Linked DNA regions of Mus musculus: region 1 is linked to region 2. The links are chromatin loops, found by intact Hi-C in ENCODE. Cell type or tissue: gastrocnemius. All regions are shown on one strand. Each heading gives the region's core, and the rest is flanking DNA. Links, peaks and the distances in the headings are about the cores only. Region 1 has its middle 22 kb from the start of Tmem185a. Region 2 holds the start of Eola1 (endothelium and lymphocyte associated ASCH domain 1).

Region 1 (5,379 bases), core at 270-5,269, 70 kb after region 2:
TAGGTGCTCAGGTAAGGATCCACTGACCCTCCCCACCCCTTCATTCTATTTAGCCTATAGGCTCAATCATAGCTGATGCTTGCAAGCTAGCACAGCTGATCTGATAAGGGTAGAGTCTGTTTTAGTCAGAGTATAGTAGTCTTTCCTCCAGCTTGGCTCTTATATTCTTTTTGTCAACCTCTAAGATCTAGGGCAGACATTCAAGTCCCTAAGAGTTAGTACCTTGAGAGGAATGAATGTCTTGGCAATGGAGTACAGAAGCATCCTAATTTCTGATACACGTAGTATGAAATATATCTGAGGCCAAGATGGCTTCCCCAAGAGAGGAGCTGTAATAGAAAAATTAGATATAGGGACATCCATTATGTTAGCCTCTGAATTTTCAAGAATATTGGTAAATGAGAGGATGAGATGAAGATGTTGGCTTGCCACTTCTCATGGCAGTGGGGAAGAGTCAGGTAAAGGTAAAGTTGGATCTGTTTTAATCAGCCCTGCCCAAAACTCTAAAAAAAAAAAAAAAGGAAGCTATGGCAGGAGTCAGGTAGCAAAGAGAAAGAGAGAGAAATAGAGGTTACAGAAGATCACCACAGCTTCAACAATTTGATAGAAAGGGAAAAGCAGCCAGGCATAGGAGCACACACTTTTAAAAAAATTAAATTGGATATTTTCTTTATTTACATTTCAAATGGTTTCCCCTTTCCAAGTCTCCCCTTCAAAAACCCCCTATCCCATCCCCACCCTGTCTCTATGAGGGTGCTCCCCCACTCACTCACTCCTGTCTTCCTGTCCTGGCATTCTTCTACACTGGGGCATCCAACACCCTCAGGCCCAAAGGCCACTCCTCCCACTGATGTCCAACAAGGCCATCCTCTGCCACATATGTGGCCAGAGTCATGGGTCCCACCATATGTACTCTTTGGTTAGTGGTCCAGTCCCTGGGAGCTCCAGGGGGTCTGGTCTGTTGACACTGTTGCTCCTCCAATGGGGCTGCAAACTCCCTCAGAGGAGCACACATCTTTTGTTTGTTTGTTTGTTTGGTTGGTTGGTTTTGTTTTGTTTTTCGAGTCAGGGTTTCTCTGTGTAGCCCTGGCTGTCCTGGAACTCACTCTGTAGACCAGGCTGGACTTGAACTCAGAAATCTGACTGCCTCTGCCTCCCAGGTGCTATGGTTAAAGGCGTGCGCCATCACTGCCCTTTAATCTCAGCGCTCTGAAGGTAGAGGCAGGCAGATCTCTATGAATTTGAGACCAGCCTAGTCTACAGAGCTAGTTCCAGGACAGTCAGAGCTATATAGTGCTCTTAATAATGCAAAGACTATGGAGATCAAAGATTATTCAGCAGTAGAATGCTGAAATTAGGGGAATACTTTAAACAAGTAGTGAAGGAGCCTCTTACCACCTGCCTTGCGAGCTTGTGGGACATGGGAACAGATGGGATCAGGTTGAGTGCTGTAGAAGCAGAGGGATTAAGCAATATATCCTTCCTTGAGACCCATGCTTCATAACTTGAGGCAGTATGAGTAGAATGAGGGAAACACCCTGGTGGAGTGGTTCATATGAGACATTAGAGATAGGTGCTTATCACTGGTACAAGTTCCCACAGATATCAGGGGCTGGAGGACAATAGAGGAAGGAGGGGCACTACTGAGGGAATTGGGAATGAGAAGAGCAATGGATGATGCCAAGTTCACTAGGAATAATGGAACTCTATTCAACAGAGTTCAAAGACAAGTTCATTCAGCAGGGACCTGGAGATTGCTATGAGGCTCTCATGGCTTTGCTGAGCCCTTTACTGGGACAGGAGCTGTACAAAATTGGAGAGGTTTTGGCAGACCTAAGTGACTTCTACAAATGTAAACATTGTGCCTGTGAAGTAGACTAACCTAGAGGAGATTAGAAAAAGGCAAAGCAAAGCACTCAAGACGTTAAATTTCAAAAAATCCAAATAACCCAATTGAAAAATGGGTTACAGAGCTAAACAGAAAATTCTCAACAAGGAATCTCAAATAGTGAGAAGCACTTAAAGAAATGTTCAACATCCTTAGTCATCAGGGAGATGCAAATAAAAACAACCTGAGATTCTACCTCACACCAGTCAGAATGGCTAAGATCAGAAACTCAAGTGACAGCAGATGCTGGTGAGGATGTGGAGAAAGAGGAACACTCCTCCATTGCTGGTGGGATTGCAAGCTGGTACAACCACTCTGCAAATTAATCTAGTGGTTTCTCAGAAAATTGGAAATAGTTCTTCCTGAAGACCTGGGCACATACCCAAAAGATGCTCCAACATATAACAAGGACACATGCTCCACTATGTTTATAGCAGCTTTATTTATAATAGCCAGAAGCTGGAAACAATCCAGATGTCCCTCGACTGTAGAATGGATACAGAAAATATGGTTCATTTAAATAATGGCGTACTATTCAGCTATTAGAAAAGAGAACATCATGAATTTTGCAGGCAAATGGATGGAACTAGAAAATATCATCCCGAGTGAGGTAACCCAGACACAAAAGGACATGCATGGTACATGCTCACTGATAAGTGGGTATTAGCCAAAAAGTATAGAATACTCATGACAGAACTCACAGACCCTATGAAGTTTAACAAGAAGGAAGGCCCAAGTGAAGGTGCTTCAATCCCACTTAGAAGGGGTAACAAAATAATCTGGGAGACATGGGGAGGGAGGGACCTAGGTCGGGGAGGAAAAAGGGGGCAGGATCAGGTATGGGGGGAGTCAGGAGAAAAGCCCAGAGGACCAGGAGAATAAATGGAAATATGCAGCAGTGTGGGGTAGGGGTGGGGGAACCTCTAGAAAGCCTCAGAGACCTGGGTTGTGAGAGGCTCCCAGGACACAATGGAGAGGACCTCAGCTGAAATGCCCAACAGTGTGGAGATGGAACCTGAAGAGACCACCTCCAGTAGATAGACAGGCCCCCAGTGGAGGAATGGGGTCACCAACCCATGATTGTTCCTGTATAAAGGAAATGCAGGGACATAAATGGAGCAGAGACTGAAGAATGGCCATCCTGGGACCAGTCCAACTTGGGATTCATCCCATGCACAGACACCAAACCCTGACACTATTACTGATGCAGTGTTGTGCTTGCAGACAGGAGCCTAACATGACCGTCCTCTGAGAGGCTCTACCAGCAGCTGACTGAGACAGATGTAGATACTTATAGCCAACCACTGAATTGAGGTCAGGAAGAGTTACAGGAAGAATTGAAAGAGCTGAAGCGGATTGCAACCCCATAGGAAAAACAACAGTATCAACTAACCCTCACCCCTCAGATCTCCCAGAGACTAAGCCACCAACCAAAGAGCTGGTCCATGGCCCCTGGCACATATGTAGCACAGACTGCCTTGTCTGGCCTCAGTGGGAGTGGATGTGTGCAATCCTGTAGAGACTTGATGCCCCAGGAAAGGGGATGCTGGGGTGAGGGATGTGAGGTGAGAGTGGGTGGGGATGTGAGGGGGCCACGTGGGTGGGCGGGTGGTGGAGCATCCTCTCAGAGGCAAAGGAAAGGGGCATGGGGTGAAGAACTCTGGGAGGGGAACTGAAAAGGGGAGTAACATTTACAATGTAGATAAAATAATTTTTAAAAATAAGAAACAAAAAAGAAAAGAAAAAGGCAAAACAGAAGAGGAGCTCTGTCTGTGTTACTTAAAGGCAAATGTGGCAAGATTTGTGCAGAGCCCAAGTGCCTAAGGAAAAACTGACAGCCAAATTCTATGCTAATGAGCTTCTGGGAGACTAAAGTCTGAAAAGCAATTAGTTGAAAGAAAGCATCCAAATAAGAAATATAGCTGAATATGATTAAGACTGTCCCAAAGTGAGTCATTATCCCCCCCATAGACTATGCAGGGTATAGTTAGTTCCCTGTGGCAAAGATTTATGCTAGGATTGGGGACGGTTTGAAAAGTCAAGGTATCTCACAGCATGGTGAATGGAGAAGCAACAGATGCAACTACAGCCACAGTGCTAACCTTGTACCAACCTCTTGTATCAGGGAATCAGCCTAAGCAGCAAATGAGAATGGAGCCCAGTTTCCCCTTGGCCTTAGGTGGGGGAGAATGGGTCAGCCCCACCAAGTATATTGGAGGTAGAAAAATGCAGAGACTCCATGCTGCCTACATACTTTCCATTATAGCTGCTTGGCCCTCCCCTACCCAGTTCCCAGACTCTACCCATGCATCATAAATACATTGGAGCCCCAGGGTGAACTATGGTAGACTCATGTTATGATTCATTATTAGAACCTTATGAAGACGGAGTAAACTTCCTTTGCATCTCACTCTGAAAGGAATTCTCATAGCTCCCTTTTAATGAGGATCAGAGAGTGAGGGGGGAAGAAGAGAGAGAGGGGAGGGGGAGGAGAGAGAGAGAGAGAGAGAGAGAGAGAGAGAGAGAGAGAGAGAGAGAGAGAGAGAGAGAGAATATCGATTTGTGAGGGATCAATTGAGGTTAGGTTTAAGCCTCATCCCAGAAAGAGATATCCCCAATAATGCAGCCATGCTTACAAGGGAGACAGACTTGTAGGAAGGCACTCAGCTCACTTCTACTTCAAAAGATTCTGGGAGGTATGCTTTGTCTTAGAATCTGAAGAGCCACGGCTCTGGTTCACTTAGTAGAAATGATAATATCCTGAGTACAGACTGAGGAAGTACCACAATAAAAGATGCCAAGTAATCCAGCATGTCCTCCTTTGTCAGTCCCGTACCACAAGGGAGATTTCTCAGGCAACACACCCCTATCCTAAGCGTTCTAAAGCATCCTAACCTTCCCACTATGTTTGGACTGGGAGTATGTTGGATAGGATCCAGTAATACCCCTGCTCTGAACCCAGACAAACACTGTGCAGAGGCGACATGCAAGTGGTTCCTAATTTCCATATTCAGGTCTGAGAGAGCTTAGGGGTTTTCCTACAAAGAGCATTGCCCCTGCCAAGAGGAGGGCCAAGGTCCCGGGCAGTGAAGGTAAGAAATGGAGGAACTCAGGGCAACCTCCACCCTCTCATCTAAATATAGGAACACCCAATGTTGGATCACCAAAATATATACATAAAATATAAATAGGCTTAACAAGATGGGCTCTAATGTGTAATGTCATACTAGTGGAGGGTGTGTGTGTGTGTGTGTGTGTGTGTGTGCGCGCGCGCGCGTGCATGCGCATGCACACGTTTGTATTTGAATGACTTCATGTACAAGAGCCCAAGGAGGCTAGAAGAGGACATTAAATCTAAAACTAGAGTTGCAGAAGTTTATGTGGGTGCTGGAAAACAAGCCCAGTTCCTCTGCAAGAGCAGTACTCATTCTTAGCTGCTAAGTCATGTCTCCAGCCCTGCTAATACAGGACTTTAATGTCCAACTTTCAGC
Region 2 (5,379 bases), core at 80-5,079:
TAAACCCTAAGTGCCCAGGGCAACGCTCGAAACACCACCTACCTCTCCTACCTCCACACACACAGCACTGCCCACCACTTCAACCATAGTGTGCACAGTCCTGCCCACCATTGGACATCAACATACACAGTACGACGTACCACTACTAACCCAGAGAGCAGTGCCCTACCTGTGTGTCGCTCCTACATCATCACAAACGGCCCGACTCCTCCTCCTTCACTTCCTACATCACTAGTCACAGCAGTGCCCTCAACCTGTACAGCATACACAAGCCACTCTTTTGTCAGCATACACAGCCGTGCCCTATTCCTTCAATGGCCTTCTATCACATTATATCAGGATTTAAAGCTCAGTCCTGCTGTCACATTCACAATTCACAGTCCTGGCCAGCACTTTAGAGACCCAAGTCGGTACTAACAGTCTCATCCACAATCTCACCCTCATATCTCAAATGGCCCTGTCCTCTTTCAGCGTTTCTGGGCCTTTATTATAATACTATCTCAAGAATTGACAAATGGGACCTAATGAAACTCCAAAGCTTCTGCAAGGCAAAAGACACCATCAATAAGACAAAAAGACCACCAACAGATTGGGAAAGGATCTTTACCTATCCTAAATCAGATAGGGGACTAATATCCAACATATATAAAGAACTCAAGAAGGTGGACTTCAGAAAATCAAATAACCCCATTAAAAAATGGGGCTCAGAACTGAACAAAGAATTCTCACCTGAGGAATACCGAATGGCAGAGAAGCACCTGAAAAAATGTTCAACATCCTTAATCATCAGGGAAATGCAAATCAAAACAACCCTGAGATTCCACCTCACACCAGTCAGAATGGCTAAGATCAAAAATTCAGGTGACAGCAGATGCTGGTGAGGATGTGGAGAAAGAGGAACACTCCTCCATTGTTGGTGGGATTGCAGGCTTGTACAACCACTCTGGAAATCCGTCTGGCGGTTCCTCAGAAAATTGGACATTGTACTATAGGAAGATCCAGCAAGACCTTACCTGGGCATATAACCAGAAGATGTTTGAATTGGTAATAAGGACACATGCTCCACTATGTTCATAGCAGCCTTATCTATAATATCCAGAAGCTGAGAAGAACTCAGATGTCCCTCAATAGTGGAATGGATATAGAAAATGTGGTACATTTACACAATGGAGTACTACTCAGCTATTAAAAAGAATGAATTTATGAAATTCCTAGCCAAATGGATGGACCTGGAGGGCATCATCCTGAGTGAGGTAACACATTCACAAAGGAACTCACACAATATGTACTCACTGATAAGTGGATATTAGCCCAAAACCTAAGATACCCAAGATATAAGATACAATTTGGTAAACACATGAAACTCAAGAAGAATGAAGACTGAAGTGTGGACACTATGCCCCTCCTTAGAATTGGGAACAAAACACCCATGGAAGGAGTTACAGAGACAAAGTTTGGAGCTGAGACAAAAGGATGGACCATCTAGAGACTGCCATATCCAGGGATCCACCCCATAATCAGCATCCAAACGCTGACACCATTGCATACACTAGCAAGATTTTATCAAAAGGACCCAGATATAGCTGTCTCTTGTGAGACTAGGTTGGGGCCTAGCAAACACAGAAGTGGATGCTCACAGTCAGCTAGTGGATGGATCACAGGGCTCCCAATGGAGGAGCTAGAGAAAGTACCCAAGGAGCTAAAGGGATCTGCAACCCTATAGGTGGAACAACATTATGAACTAACCAGTACCCCGGAGCTCTTGACTCTAGCTGCATATGTATCAAAAGATGGCCTAGTCGGCCATCACTGGAAAGAGAGGCCCATTGGACAAGCAAACTGTATATGCCCCAGTACAGGGGAACGCCAGGGCCAAAAAAATGGGAATGGGTGGGTAGGGAAGTGGGGGGGAGGGTATGGGGGACTTTTGGGATAGCATTGGAAATGTAATTGAGGAAAATATGTAATAAAAATATTAAAAAAAGAATAAGCAACAACAAATGCTGATAAGGATGTAGAGAAAGATAACTCATATTTGCTGTTAATGGGATTGCAGACTAGTATGGCAACTCAGAAAAACAGTGTGAACATTTCTCAAAAAGCTAAGAATAAATCTATTGTATAACCCCCCCCCAAAAATACTATCCAAAGCTCTGTTCCTACTTCATATGTCACCAGTCACTGAACCACGTTCAACCTCTACTTCAGCATGCATAGCACTGTCCATCATGTATAATTCGGCTCCCACTCACAGGCACGCCCTCCTTCCCCTGTATCCCTCCAGCAAGTAAAGCCAGCATCCAAAGCTCAGCTCTGTCAACAAAATCTCACCACACATAGCCCTGGCTGGTACTCTTGAGGCCCTAACCACCTTGCTGAGTACTGACAGTCTGGTCCACCACTTCAGCTTGCACAGCCCTTCCTTCTCCTTAAGCAGATCTGAACCGAGTTAAGTGGGGATCCAAAGCTCCGCCCTAGTATCCCAGTAGCTCCACCCACTCAGGTCTGCACTCACAACAGGCCCAGATTCCAAGCACCCGTAATTCCTAACTGTTCCCAAGGATTCTTCAGAGCACAAACTCCCATTCCCAACCTCTATCAGGTGCTCACAGCCCCACCCCACCCCACCCCAATGCCTAACCTCGGGATTCAAACAGCTTTGGCCCTGGACCAATTTTAGGCCCCTCCTCAACAAGCCTCTTCCCTCACATCCCCAATCCCGCCCCTCCTGCTGCAGTGCAACCTACTCCTACTTTCATGGGTTTTTGCAGACTCCGCCGACTAAATCACTCACTCCTTTTCTCACTTCTTTCCCTCCCCAACCGCCTATTACAGACCCTGACCCACTTTATTTGCAAGATTGCTTTAAGAAAACGGTGTCTTCTAGCATTCGATGTCGCTTACTGCTTAATTACGCAAGTCCGTACCTTCCTATCCGGGTAGCATAGTGCCTGTAGTTCTAATTGGCTGCGGATGTTTACTCGTGTAAATGGGCGTGGTGTGCGTGCTTACGTAAATTGTGTAAGTTCGGGCACGGATGTGTTTCTGGGTCTCTTCTTAAAGCAGTCAGAGTTAAAGTCCCAGAACGCCAGTTAAAGTTAAGGCTATAGCCAAATGCTTTCCTTTCTTTAGAGCGGACATTATCCACCCACTCTCAGGAGTCTTTGGTACTGGCGGACTTCCGGGAACGCTGGAAGAGAGAGAAAGGACTGGGTGTAAACTGGAGTCTGCCGCGTGATAAGTGACAAAGCTGAGAGGCCCACAGCACCCAAAGGACACAGGTAACCTGTTGAGTCGGAGCCTTCGAGCTTGCCCCCATCCCCCACCCCATTGAGGACACCCCAGCCTCCAGCTTCGCCAACTGCTGGGCCAGCCCAAGACCGGTCTTTGCATGCCCCATCTTGCCAGCATTTCACAGTCTCTCCTAAGTGATGCAGTGTGGATGCAGGCGGATGAAAACCAAATGTGCTGCTCCAGGGCACTGTTTCTTCCTTACTTTTAGGCTACGAATTCACTGACACTCTAGACTATGAGGCCTTTGGTATTATTATGCCTAGTCTAATATACCAGTTGACACTGAAGGCACTGGGATTTGGTAGACCTGAGCATTTCCATGCAATCACATTCTATGTGGCATCATTTTTCTCCTGTTAAATTGCATGTTTGACTTAATAATGGCAACCAGTTGCAGAATTAACTTTCTACATCAGGCGGTTCTTGTACCAGACAAAAAAGGACCTTCCCACTGACATGATAGCAGAACCAAGCTGTGAGTGAGATGTACAGCCCTAACTCTTGTTGATCTCTAAGGCTTGCTGAGCCTTTCCTGCTGCCAGTAGCCAACAAAACTAAGTTTTACTTGGTGTTTTTTTTTTTCCTTTATCTACCTTCTCCTTATGTAAGTGGAGAAGCAGAAACAAACCAAAAAGGGCAGCTTCTTCATCCACAGAGCAGGTTTATCTGCAGAAACATGAGGAAGAGTATTCAGTTGTTCTAGCTACAGGGCAGTGAGTGAAATGAGAAGAGGGCAAATATTTCGCGTGGGCAGCCAGATTGCAAGGAATCCTGAGGATTCTTGTGAGATGGGTGGATTCTGGGCTGGTTGGAACATGAGCCCTTGGCAGGAATCAGAGTCTTCCAGACATGCGCACAGAACAATCAGATCTGGAAAAAAAGGTTTATGTTAGTTTAGAGGTTACAGTCTGTCATTGGGGTAGGGCAGGGCAGGAATTCAGTCCCTGAGAACTCCAAAGGTCCAGGATAGTTGACTCTATTGGTCTTCCTGTGGAGTTTTTATCTCCTTTAGGGTCCACATCCTTCCCCCAACTCTTCCATAAGAGTCCCCAAGTTCCATCCACTGTTTGGCTGTGGGTCTCTGTATCTCTCTGAGTCAACTGCTGGGTGGAGCCTCTCAGAGGACAACATGCTCCTGTCTGCAAGCATAACAGAATATCATTAATAATGTCACAAATTAGTGCTTGCCCATGGGATGGGTCTCAAGTTGGGCTGGTTTTGGTTGGCCATTCCCTCAGTCTCTGTTCCATCCCCATCCCTGCATTTCTTGGAGACAGGATAAATTTAGGGTCGAAAGTTTTGTGGGTGGGTTGGTGTCTCTATTGCTCCACTGGGGCTCCTGCCTGGCTACAGGAAGTGGCCTCTTCAGGTTCCATATCCCCAATGCTGTGAGTCACTGTTAAGGTCGCCCTCTTTGATTCTTGGGTGTCTCCCTTATCCCAGGTCTATTTCATCCTGGAGATTCACACACACACCTCCATGCCCCTGTCAGTTGGAGATTTTCATTCATTCTCATGGACATCTGATCATCTTTCCTGTCCCTCCCCACACCTGATCCTGAACACTCCCACTCCTAGGCTCAGAGGTTAAGAGCAGGACATTATTAATCTGTGACAGGAAGCACATTGAGTTCAGTGGAGTTTCAGGGCACATGGGAATCATCTGGGGAAGGCAAGGCCCAATGGATGTGAGCCTGAAAAGCTCAGCTGTGGTGTGTTTCTATCTTTAGGCCCAGAGACTCTGAGGAAAATGAAGTTTCCCTGCCTATCCTTCCGGCAGCCCTACGCTGGTTTAATCTTAAATGGAGTCAAGACTCTTGAGACACGTTGGCGTCCCCTGTTGAGCAGCGTTCAGAAATACACCATTGCCATCCACATTGCTCACAAGGACTGGGAAGATGATGAATGGCAGGAAGTGCTCATGGAGAGGTTGGGGATGACCTGGACACAGATTCAGACCTTACTACAGGCAGGAGAAAAGTACGGCAGAGGCGTGATAGCTGGTAAGTGAGGCTGTACCAAATACCACGTAGACAATTCCAACAGGATCCTGCTTGATAGATTGGTGGCACTGTTTTGCTGTTAG

Evidence for each region. A loop is a pair of places that touch in the nucleus more often than their neighbours do. Peaks named below come from ENCODE experiments on the same cell type or tissue, not always from the same donor. Only the 100,000 strongest peaks of a DNase experiment are listed, where the experiment ranks them.
Region 1: it touches region 2 in a loop (6-fold over the local background); 5 of 42 quality-filtered maps call a loop at or near these places.

Annotation. Positions count from the first base shown.
Region 1 is chrX:70,452,644-70,458,022 of GRCm38, forward strand. No RefSeq gene overlaps it. Among named protein-coding and RNA genes, the nearest start is that of Tmem185a, 22 kb to the right of the region's middle. In gastrocnemius, for the core only: no CTCF peak of the experiment used is centred there; no DNase peak of the experiment used is centred there.
Region 2 is chrX:70,382,871-70,388,249 of GRCm38, forward strand. Eola1 (endothelium and lymphocyte associated ASCH domain 1) reads left to right here and starts at 3,043. Exons shown (of 3, transcript NM_026787.2): 1 at 3,043-3,281; 2 at 5,024-5,296. The coding sequence starts at 5,044. It also overlaps a transcript of Ids not described here. In gastrocnemius, for the core only: no CTCF peak of the experiment used is centred there; DNase peaks (open chromatin) are centred at 2,629, 2,985 and 3,282; H3K4me3 peaks cover 2,207 bases; H3K27ac peaks cover 1,944 bases.